Linked DNA regions of Homo sapiens: region 1 is linked to region 2. The links are chromatin contacts, found by POLR2A ChIA-PET in ENCODE. All regions are on one chromosome and are shown on one strand. Each heading gives the region's core, a stretch centred on a gene start or an enhancer-like site at or near the end of the contact. The rest is flanking DNA. Distances are from core to core; before and after follow the strand shown.

What was found. ChIA-PET counts read pairs that join two places held with the same protein, here RNA polymerase II (POLR2A).
Region 1: POLR2A ChIA-PET joins it to region 2 with 12 read pairs in Panc1. The contact joins two enhancer-like sites. POLR2A ChIA-PET finds 5 or more read pairs at or near these places in 2 of 52 experiments (Panc1 and activated T-cell).

The regions. Positions count from the first base shown.
Region 1 is chr17:9,272,192-9,277,775 of GRCh38, forward strand. All of the region lies in intron 7 of STX8 (syntaxin 8), which reads right to left. Among named protein-coding and RNA genes, the nearest start is that of NTN1, 250 kb to the left of the region's middle. RefSeq lists an enhancer at 809-1,310. Within about 2 kb of position 1,565, at least 4 of the 41 ENCODE cell types and tissues checked have a DNase peak (open chromatin) inside an H3K27ac peak, as active enhancers do.
Region 2 is chr17:9,385,840-9,391,888 of GRCh38, forward strand. All of the region lies in intron 6 of STX8 (syntaxin 8), which reads right to left. Among named protein-coding and RNA genes, the nearest start is that of STX8, 190 kb to the right of the region's middle. Within about 2 kb of position 3,377, at least 2 of the 41 ENCODE cell types and tissues checked have a DNase peak (open chromatin) inside an H3K27ac peak, as active enhancers do.

The DNA.
Region 1 (5,584 bases), core at 315-2,814, 120 kb before region 2:
TGCTTAGAATAGAGAGGGATTCAAAGAATGATCTCTGCCAGATTGCCGGGCTTTGCTGTGTCACATCAGGCTGACACAGATGGCCTTGGCCACTAAGGACGCTGCCTTCTTCCTCACAGAAGCCCGAGGAAATGCCCTGAGAAGGAACAAGGACCAGATAACTACCCGGCAGGGAGTGGCTGGTAGGATTTCAGCTTGAAATGTGATCTCTGGATGCCCATGAGCCAGTGTGGCATTTATTTCCACCGCATCAGGGGTCCCAACCTTGGATAACATTTATATTTCTAGAGCACCTGAAGAACAAAGATTCCAGATTGTAAGGTGCAAAATAAGTCACAAGGGGGTGCCTTCTCACTCACACACAGCTAGCCACAGCTGTCTGCCATCCCAGAGCGTACCCCGAAGCTAGCGCGCCAGCGAGCTAGTTTTAAAGCACAGACAACCTCTCCATTGCTGGCTTTCTTCGAACACCGTGGGTGAGGAAATGAGACAGAGAATGTCTAATGATTAGTTCCTTATGGTCCTTACATTCTTGAAGTATATTCTTTACGCCCGCTGGAACACTTCTGCATTCTTGATAGCATGATTGCAATATAAGTTCTTTCCCTTCTGAGCACTGTCTTTTATTGACACACTAAAATATCCTAGGAGCAGGATGGGTCTTCCCACCTTCCTCACGCCCCTCTTTCCCCACTGCCACACTCTCCGCGCCATTCCTTGTTCTCTTTCTAAGAACGCAATAAACATTTCAGCACAATCTTTTCAATCCACATTATTTATAATATTCCGAACATCCATCGAGCCTGGCTAGAATGCGAAGCAATAAATCAAACTTAACAACAACAAAGAAGGAAGGGGGAAAACCGCCCTTTGGCGAGGCGAAAGCCTGAGACGTTTCATTCCCCGAAGGGTTTAGTTATGTTAGGAAAAGTGAGATGGGGATGAGACCCGAGGTTTAGAATGACATAGAGGCAGGAACTGGAATCTATAGGCATAATCATAACTTTGTATAAACCTCAAACAAACTTACCTCTCTGGGGTGTCATGAGGATAAATGAGATACGTGGGAAGCACTCCGAGTGCCTCGAACGAGAGCAACTGGAGCCCAATTCTCCTTTTTGGGTCCAAAAGGTCATCTTTCTTGGAAGGGAGAGGGCTAAGAGCTCCCCCAACTCCCTGAGCGCCAGTCTTTGCTAATTAACATCCCCTCTGCAGGTTTAACTAAGATGGGGGTGAGCCTGGAAGCAGGGCCTCGAGGTAGGGCTGCTAGGTCCTGGACCCAGTCTCCACCCCCAGCAGGGACCCCTCTCCCCACTGCCAGCGAGGACCACGCCAGGCCACACACAGCCAGGGGTGTCCCTGCAGAATGATTCAGCTCCTGCCGGGGGTGGGAAGTAGAGCTCGTCCCACATCCTTTCCTCATGGCGCTACGCAGGTTAACACTGTCTGACTTTGTCTTCGCAAAGAAAGAATCTAGCTCCACAGTTTGCTGATGATTTCAAAATTTATCTAAACGAATGTGGAGGCCAGTACAGGCTATTGGCTAATTGCAGAATTGGCTTGAGGCCTTTCTGCCTTGGCGATTTCCCACGCATTCCCGTCTCACGTTGGAAATCCAAGCTGTTTGGGAGTGGGCGTGTGTTTGCGTGGCAGGCCTCAATGCAGCGGCTCTGTTGCTGTCTAGTCTAACATGCTCTGCCGTCTGCTCTCAGTGGTCCCTTCTGACAGTTTCCTGGATATAAAGGGGTGCTTCTTTTCCAGTCTTGTTGAATGGTACTGAATATAAGATTAGAATAACTGAATCACAATCCACATTTTAGTCATTACAGTCTCATGTTAGCTCTGGGGAAATGACCATAACCGGTACTTACTCATGAGAATTTTCTACCAAAAAGTCAGACAAGAAAGTCATTTTCTTATGAAAAGTGTCAAATGTGCCACCTACTCTGGCTTTGCCATCCCTCCCCTCTGCATGTTAACCTCACTTGGTCTTCTTAAGGTACAGATAATGCCTTCCTGCCCAGATCTGTTACCTGCTTGCTGGCTTGGGTGGAGGTTAGATCTCAACCACTGTTCTGGAAAGGATTTGATCATCAGCTTGGCTTTGTTCATAACTTCCTGCAGTAAAAAAAAGTCTTCAAAAAACCCAAATTCACGAGTGATATAGACATTTGTTTAAACAAAGTCTTCAGGCCGGGCGCGGTGGCTCCCAGCACTTTGGGAGGCTGTAATCCCAGCACTTTGGGAGGCTGAGGCGGGCGGATCACAAGGTCAGGAGATCGAGACCATCCTGGCTAACACGGTGAGACCCTGTCTCTACTAAAAATACAAAAAATTAACCGGGCGTGTTGGTGGGCACCTGTAGTCCCAGCTACTTGGGAGGCTAAGGCAGGAGAATGGTGTGAACCCCGGAGGCAGAGCTTGCAGTGAGCCGAGATTGCACCACTGCACTCCAGCCTGGGCAACAGTGTGAGACTCTGTCTCAAAAATAATAATAATAATAATAATAATAATAATAATAATAAACAAAGTCTTCAAAAATACAACAATTTCTTTTTTCTTTTTTTTTTTTTTTTTTGAGACGGAGTCTCGCTCTGTCACCAGGCTGGAGTGCAGTGGCGTGATCTCAGCTCACTGCAACCTCCACCTCCCAGGTTCAAGCAATTCTCCTGCTTCAGCCTCCCAAGTAGCTGGGACTACAGGCATGCACCACCATGCCTGGCTAATTTTTGTATTTTTAGTAGAGATGGGGTTTCACCATGTTGGCCAAGCTGGTCTCAGACTCCTGACCTCAAGTAATCCGCCCGCCTTGGCCTCCCAAAGTGCAGGGATTACAGGCATGAGCCACCGCGCCTGGCCCAACAATTTCTTTATGATGTCTCTAAGTCACAGAAACCAACAAAATCATCATTACTTGACTGTTCAAGTTAAGGGTCTCTTTACAACTTCCACTTCTTTTGCTTCTGATGACGCAACCATCCTCTTGAGCTCCGGCCTCCCAGGGCTGAGTGGTTCACCCAGACCTCTGGGGTCCCTTCCTTGGTATATTTCCACTTTCACTCCAAGCGTCCATGGGAACTTCTTTCCTTTGTCTATTACCTCCTAGGTGGAGCTCTTCTGCCTTCCTATTTTCCCCCATCGCCTCTAAGTAAAGGGCTGGCTTCACTGACGCAGGGAGACATCGCTGCTCTCTGTCTCTCCTTTAGTGCCTTCTCCCTGGTCAATGGAGTTCCACTATTCCCACCCTTACCTATTTACATACACCAGCAACTTCTCTTTACTTAGAGGTGTAAGTCTGCTGGAGAGCAGACTGTCTAGCTACTGAACTTCCCATCTGTGTGATCATGAGCCAGCCATTTAACCCATCTGGACCTCACCTATAAGATGGGGATAACAGGTTGGGCGCAGTGGCTCATGCCTGTGATCCCAGCACTTTGAGAGGCCAAGGTGGGTGGATCATGAGGTCAAGAGTTTGAGATCAGCCTGACCAACATGGAGAAACCCCGTCTCTAGTAAAAATACAAAAATTAGCCGGGCATGGTGGCTCATGCCTGTAATCCCAGCTACTCGGGAGGCTGAGGCAGGAGAATCATTTGAACCCGGGAAGCAGAGGATGTAGTGAGCCAAGATCGTGCCACTGCACTCCAGCCTGGTCAACAGAGTGAGACTCTGCCTCAAAAAAAGAAAAAAAAGAAAAAAAAAAAGGGCGGGGGATAACAGTAGCGTATATATAATGTGCTGCAATAATGTCAATGACACAGTAAATGCTCAATAAACACTCACTTATCTTATTATTAAGGCTTTTCCAGTCATGCTTCATGGTGTGCCTACAGCCCCTTCAAATGGGATCTTTTTAGATCAGAGCTCTGGCTGAGGTGTGAGTCAAGGTGGCTGCGGTTTCTATCTACCCCCTGATCCCACCCATCAAGCCATAGGGCCCTGGGCATGCAGGGCAAGTTCAGCCGATCCACAGGCTGGCCAGCAGCCCCTGAGTGATTTTGGTCCAGTACATGCAACTGAGCTGGATAAGGATTATTTTCTCTGAAGTTGGACTAGGAAATAAGGAGTGATGCAGGCTTACCAAGTCTGCCTTGGTTCCTAACGAAGGGAACATGTTTCTTTAAAGTAACCCCATCTTTTTTTGTGGAAATGTGAGTGATTCTGTTTCATTTTTTCCCCAACCAAAAGATGTCCCAAAGAACAAAAGTTTAATTAATATATATCCCAGGCTACAGATGTATGTGCTTTAAACGAGGGACAGATTTTGACTCAAGGAATACATTTCTAATTGTAAAATTTTGGGTCATCAGCAAGATGACTGAAAGGATCTCCATCACTTCCGAAATTAGAACTTTTAGGCCACTGTTGAGATATCTAAGACATCAACAAAATTAGTTTTTTGTCAGCTTTTCTTGTTTTTGTTTGTTTATTTGTTTGTTTTTTTTTTTTGGTTGTTGTTTTTGAGATGGAGTCTCGCTCTGTTACCCAGGCTGGAGTGCAGTGGCACGATCTCAGCTCACTGCAACCTCTACCTCCTGGATTCAAGCCATTCTCCTGCCTCAGCCTCCTGAGTAGCTGGGATTACAGGTGCCCACCACCACGCTCGGCTAATTTTTTTGTGTTTTTAGTAGAGACGGGGTTTCACTATGTTGGGCAGGCTGGTCTCGAACTCCTGATCTCGTGATCCGCCCGCCTCGGCCTCCCAAAGTGCTGGGATTACAGGTGTGAGCCACTGCACTCAGCCACCTTTTCTTTTTTTAAAGAGACGAGATCTTGCTATGTTGCCCAGGCTGGAGTGCAGTGGCTATTCACAAGTGTGATCATTAACACACGACAACCTTGAACTCTTGGGCTCAAACGATCCTCCTGCCTCAGCCTCTGGAGTAGCTGGGACTACAGGTGCATACCACTGTGCCTAGCCAGAATCACCTTTTAACATCCATGGCTATTTCAAATCTAGAGTTTACAGCGTCAGTAGGTTTAATGCGGATGAACATCTTCATGACTTAAAAATGAGTAAGGAACACATCCTTTTCTGGTTAACTTCCTTGTCACTCTGGAGAATGTCCCTACCGCTATTTCTCAAATGAGAGGACCTGAAGTTCTCTGGAGCACGGGGTGTGGATGGAGGTATAAGAGAAGGGATAGCTGGAAATGATAGTGGGTGAAGGTTAGTGAGGGCAGGGTCTCAATGAGTGAGGGCAGGGTCTCAATGAGTGAAGGCAGGGTCTCAATGGCTCATGAAGGCATCTAGGCTGAATACACAGAAGCCAGTCAGCCTCCATCTGCTTCTACCCAACTCTGTACCAGGTACCATGTTAGGTTCTGGGAATACAACAAGGGTCAAGATAGACATGATACCTGTGCCTGAGGAATTGACAGGCTAATGGGGGAGTCAGACATTCAAACAACCACACAATAAAATGATTACAAATCATAGAGAAGCATTAAGAAGGAAATAAACAAGATGTTATGACAACAGTTACTTTAATGGGGTGGTCAGATATGGCTTTCTGATGAGGTGATCTGTTGAGATCTAAAAGTAAATAAAGCTGGGTGAAGACCATGCCAGCCAAAGCCAGGC
Region 2 (6,049 bases), core at 2,127-4,626:
CTCCGCTCACTGCAACCTCCGCTTCCGAGTTCAAGCAATTCTCCAGCCTCGCCCTCCTGAGTAGCTGGGATTTACAGGCACGCGCCACTGCGCCTGTCTAATTTTTGAATTTTTAGTAGAGACGGGGTTTCACCATGTTGGCCAGGCTGGTCTTGAACTCCTAACCTCAGGTGATCCACCTGCCTCGGCTGGGATTACAGGCATGAGCCATCATGCCTGGCTCACTCCTAGGTATTTACCAAACGGAAATAAAAGCCTATTTCTCAAAAAAAAAAAAAAAAAAGCCTGTACAAAAATATACATAGCAACCTTATTCATGAGGGCCCCAAACTAGAAACAACCCAAATATCCATCATTAGGAGAACAGAAAAGCAAATTGGGGTATATCTGTTAATGGAATACTATTCGGCAATAGAAAGCATGAGCTACTCATGCATGCCACAACTGTCTAAATCTCAAAAAGTTTTGTTGGCTAAAAATAAGAAAACAATCATTATATGCTTTGTGATTCCATTTATAAGAAATACAAGGATAAACCTAGCCTACAAAATAGACATCAGAAAGTGGTTGCCTCTGGGGTGCTTGACTAGAAAGGGACATGAGGAAACTTTCTGGGAGGATGGAAATGTTCGAAAGGTCATACAAATTCACGCAAATGGGTACAGCTGTCAAAACACACAGAAGGGAGGAAGGGAAGTCAGGAGGGAGGGAAGCAGGGAGGGAGGGAGCTGGCAGGCGGGCAGGCAGGCAGGCAGGCAAGACAAAACAAATGCCTTAGAATAACAAAATTTCAGACCTGCAAGAGTCATGCAATCACCTTGTAGTTCCTTCCCCTTTTATAACATCCCTGGCAGTGGGATGGTTAATCTTTCACCAAACACTCCCAGAGACTGGTAACATGGAAACTCATGAGAAAATCAGTTCCATGGCTGAGTTAGAGGGTGACTTTGATAATTATAAAGTCCTTTATTCTGAGCTAAAATTCTGCCTGCTCTCAACTTCTACCTTAGGTATTTCTTTTTCTTTCTTTTTTCCTCTTCTTTTTTTGAGACAGAGTTTCACTCTTGTTGCCCAGGCTGGAGTGCAGTGGCGCGATCTCAGCTCACTGCAACCTCCACCTCCCGGGTTCAAACAAGTCTCCTGCCTCAGCCTCCCAAGTAGCTGAAATTACAGGCACCCCTTAAGTATTTCTAGACCAACACAATATCAGTGTTCTTTCCTTCATAATTTTCCTCATATATCTCCTTGGTCTTCTCCTCTAGGTTAAAGATACTTAGATCCAAACTTTAGCAAACGCTCAAAGGAAGTGATTTCGAGATCTTGTGACATCCTGATGCTCTGGGCATAGTATTCTTCCTAAAAACGTGATGGGAGGACTTGGACACATAGCTTCAGTCTTTGTCTCATCAGCATTGAACACAGCTGAGTTTATATATAGTAGCATATGTAAAAGTGGGCTTTTTTTTCTTTTTGAGAGGGAGTCTTGCGCTCTGTCACTCAGGCTGGAGTGCAGTGGCACGATCTCGGCTCACTGCAAGCTCCGCCTCCCGGGTTCACGCCATTCTCCTGCCTCAGCCTCCCGAGTAATGGGACTACAGGCGCCCGCCACCACACCCGGCTAATTTTTTGTATTTTTAGTAGACACGGGTTTCACCGTGTTAGCCAAGATGGTCTCGATCTCCTGACCTCATGATCCGCCCGCCTTGGCCTTCCAAAGTGCTGGGATTACAGGCGTGAGCCACCACGCCTGGCCAAAAAGTGGGCATTTTTATGATCTGTGCCTCATTCTCTATCAAGACAGTCCACAGTAACAATCATGCTTTGTACTTGGCCTTGTAGTTGACTCTGAGCTTGGTACACTGTTCTCACGCAACCGAATACAATCAGTATTGCGTGATGCATCAACGCCACAATACATAATACAAAATTCAGGGCTAATAGCCTCTGTTACTATAAGAAAATCAAGTGCAAAATATTCCTTGTCTGACAAGAAATACAGTATGTCGGATGTTATATGTTAACTGGGTTTCTAGATAGATTTCTTTGTAAGTTTATAAATATTCATAATATGACTTAGAGGTAAATCAATAAATCTGTAGCAGATTAGATCAATGAAAACCAGTAGTCAACACTTGTAGGGATTAATGTTTTAATCTAGACCGAAAACGAAGTTTTTCATTTTGGTTGGTAAACCTCTCCTCTTTATTAGTTGTTGTTTCTAAACAACTCTATTTTTTTTTTTTTTTTTTGAGACATTACTTCGCTCTTGTTGCCCAGGCTGGAGTGCAGTGGTGTGATCTCGGCTCACTGCAACCTCCGCCTCCCAGGTTCAAGTGATTCTCATGCCTCAGCCTCCTGAGTAGCTGGGATTACAGATGCCTGCCACCACACCAGCTAATTTTTTATATTTTTAGTAGAGACAGGGTTTCATAATGTTGGCCAGGCTGGTCTCGAACTCCTGACCTCAGGTGATCCACTCACCTCTGTCTCCCAAAGTGCTGGGATTACAGGCGTGAGCCACCATGCCCGGCCTAAACAACTCTACTTTTTAAGTTATAAAAATTATTCAATAGCAGTTTATAAATGCGAGGGGAAAAAGTAAACATTATCCAAATACCCCAGTATAACAACAGTGTAATTCCCCCATGTGTTCACTACAATTTGACATAAACATATACATTTTTTCGGGCGTGGTGGCTCACGCCTGTAATCCCAGCACTTTGGGAGGCCGAGGTGGGCGGATCACCTGAGGTCGGGAGTTCAAAACCAGCCTGACCAACATGGAGAAATGCCATCTGTACTAAAAATACAAAATCAGCCGGGTGTGGTGGTGCATGCCTGTAATCCCACCTACTTAGGAGGCTGAGGCAGGAGAATTGCTTGAACCCAGGAGGCGGGGGTTACAGTGAGCCAACACAGTGCCATTGCACTCCAGCCTGGGCAACAAGAGCAAAACTCTGTCTCAAAAAAAAGAAAAAAAAAAAAAAAAACCATACATTTTCATTTAATTGCAATATATAAGCCTCCCCCATCTAATGATATCATTTGTATTTTTTCATGTAGCTACAAAGTCTTCAGTTATAATTTCTCATGGTTACAAAATATTCATTCCATAAAATAACCATTCCTTAAATAATAGCCCATTGTTGGATACTTAGAATGTTTCTATATTTCTAAATAATGAGTCTATAAATTCTTTCCTCCATTATCATTGGTTCTTTTTAATCATTTCCTTAACAAAGTGTGATTATGACTGCCTCATAAACTTTGAAACAGATTGCCAAATTACTTTTTAATAGACTTATACTGCCACTGTTGGTTTGATGGGATTCATTCCACTTGTCAGTTATGACCTCAGAAGATTTCCTAGGCCAGAGAGCCTTGGGGAATTCCCACTCTGCAGACCAGGCACTACCAAGGTGGGAATTTCCCTAACCACAGTCTATTAAGAGCAAATTAAATACAGGTTTCAGAGTATAGGTTGTGAAACAACCAGCTGACTAGTTCAGATTCCTGACTGTAGAGCCTCCAAAGAGAAACTGATACCCTGCTTCCTGGTCAGTACTTGCATTTGGTTTCACGAAGGAGCTTATATTTCAATCACATGTTAATCTGAGATATCGAGTGACATTCCAGCACAGAATGGACAAAATGGAACAACGTAAAGTATACCACAAAATGACAGCATCACAAGGATTAAGAAATATTATATGATGTCAAAATACCCGACTCCAATAATACTTCATCATTTTTCTACTCTCAATTACAGCCTCAATACATTCTATATATAGGGAGAGAGTTTGCTATATATTTTCAGATACATTTGGTGCCTTTTTATACTCATAACGGACTCATAATGGCAGTAGTAAAGTCATTATGTTATTATGCTTTTTGCTTATGTTCTTAATAATATTTGAAGACAAATGTTAAAAAAAATCTATAGTGAAGATAGAGTTTTTCTTGAGGGTATTAGTTTAATTCCCTCCGTTCCCTATAATTGATATCATACTCAAATTTATCAATGGAAACCAAAAATGGGGGGTGGTGGTGACCTCTGATAATACCGTACACTAGGAAAAGATACATTCCAGAGAACAGGGACACAAGGAAAAACCAATCTGTGACTTCTTAAAGGAAAGGTAATGCTTTGCCTATGGCATCCTATGGCAGGGAGCTGCAAGGAACTCCCGCAGATCAAAGTGGAGCCTCTGGGAACCACCCAGGCTTTGGGGACACAGGGAAAGCTCCTTTGCCTGGCAGAAATTCCCCTTGGCCACACTCGCTCACACCTTATACACAGCCAGATGGGCCAGGTTAGGCAAAAAACACAGGCTCCTTTCCGACTTCCTCTTGACCATAAACCATGGTCTCTCATCTAGGCTTAAAAATGTGTAACAGGAGTCTGGACGCAGTGGCTCAGGCCTGTAATCCCAGCACTTTGGGAGGCTGAGGTGGGCGGATCACCTGAGATCAGGAGTTGAAGACCAGCCTGACCAATCTGATGAAACCCCGTCTCTACTAAATATACAAAAATTACCTGGGCGTGGTGGTGGTTGTCTGTAATCCCAGCTACTCAGGAGGCTGAGACAGAAGAATCACTTGAACCTGGGAGGCAGAGGTTGCAGTGAGCTGAGATCGCGCCATTGCACTACGGCCTGGACAGCAAGAGCGAAACTCCGTCTCAAAAAAAAAAAAAGTGTAACACAGGGTCGGTGCGGTGGCTCATGCCTGTAATCCCAGCACTTTGGGAGGCTGTGGCAGGTGGATCACGAGGTCAGGAGTTTGAGACCAGCCTGGCCAACGTAGTGAAACCCTGTCTCTACTAAAAATACAAAAAAAAAAAAAAAATTAGCCAGGCATGGTGGTGGGCACCTGTAGTCCCAGCTACTCGGGAGGCTGAGGCAGGAGAATCACTTGAACCCGGGAGGTGGAGGTTGCAGTGAGCCGAGATCGCGCCATTGCACTCCAGCCTGGGCGACAGAGCGAGACTCCGTCTCAAAAAAAAAAAAAAAAAAAGAAGGGGGAGATATTTTAAATTAAAAGACATTAAAGAGGCAAAACAGTTAAACGCAATCTGTAATCTGATTGCTGGAGCACCCCCTCAAAAAAAAGTGACAAAACTTTATTGGGGCAATGGCAGCAATTTAAATAGAAACTCCATATTAGTCATTATTACCATATCAAAGTTAAGTTTCTTGGATATGCTAATGACACTGCAGTTATATAGGAAAACAACCTACACAGAAGAATATTAGGAGATAGATTAGGAACAGATGCCAAAGTATATAGAAGCATTACGAGACACCCTCACCTTACTTCAAACCATTCACAGGCTGGGCTCGGTGGTTCACAACTTGTAATCTCAGCACTTTGGGTGGTAGAGGCTGGTGGATCACTTGAGGTCAGGAGTTCGAGACCAGCCCGGCCAACATGGTGAAACCCTGTCTACTAAAAACACAAAAATTAGCCAGACATGGTGGTGCATGCCTGTAGTCCCAGTTACTTGGGAGGCTGAGGCAGGAGAATTGCTTGAACCTGGGAAGTGGAGGTTGCAGTGAGCGGAGATCATGCCATTGCACTCCAGCCTGGACATCACAGCAAGACTCCATCTCAAAAGAATTTAAAAATATTAAATAATAATAATTCGCTCTGGGGGGAAAAGGTACATAAATACACACACACACTCATGCAGCAACAAAAAAGCAAAACAAATGTGGCTAAACGTTAACAACTGGTGAATCTAGTAAATGAAGGGTGACCAGATATGCCTGAAGAATATACTGTTAACTTTTCTGTAGCTTTAGAAAAACCTTTAAAATAAAAAGATGAGGGAAAAAAAAAAGCCACAGACTTAGATTGGGTTACAGAAAAAGAGAGAGAGAAAAAAAAAAAGGAAACCATATTGCTATATAGATGGGAAGCATATGGCAGAGTAGGGTAACTAAAGTCCTAGATTTCACACTGGAGAAATAAAAAGGGAGCCTCAGGAGCCAAAATGCACCAGGAAGATCACAGACTGGGAGGAGCTTAGAAAAGCAACCCCTTAAAG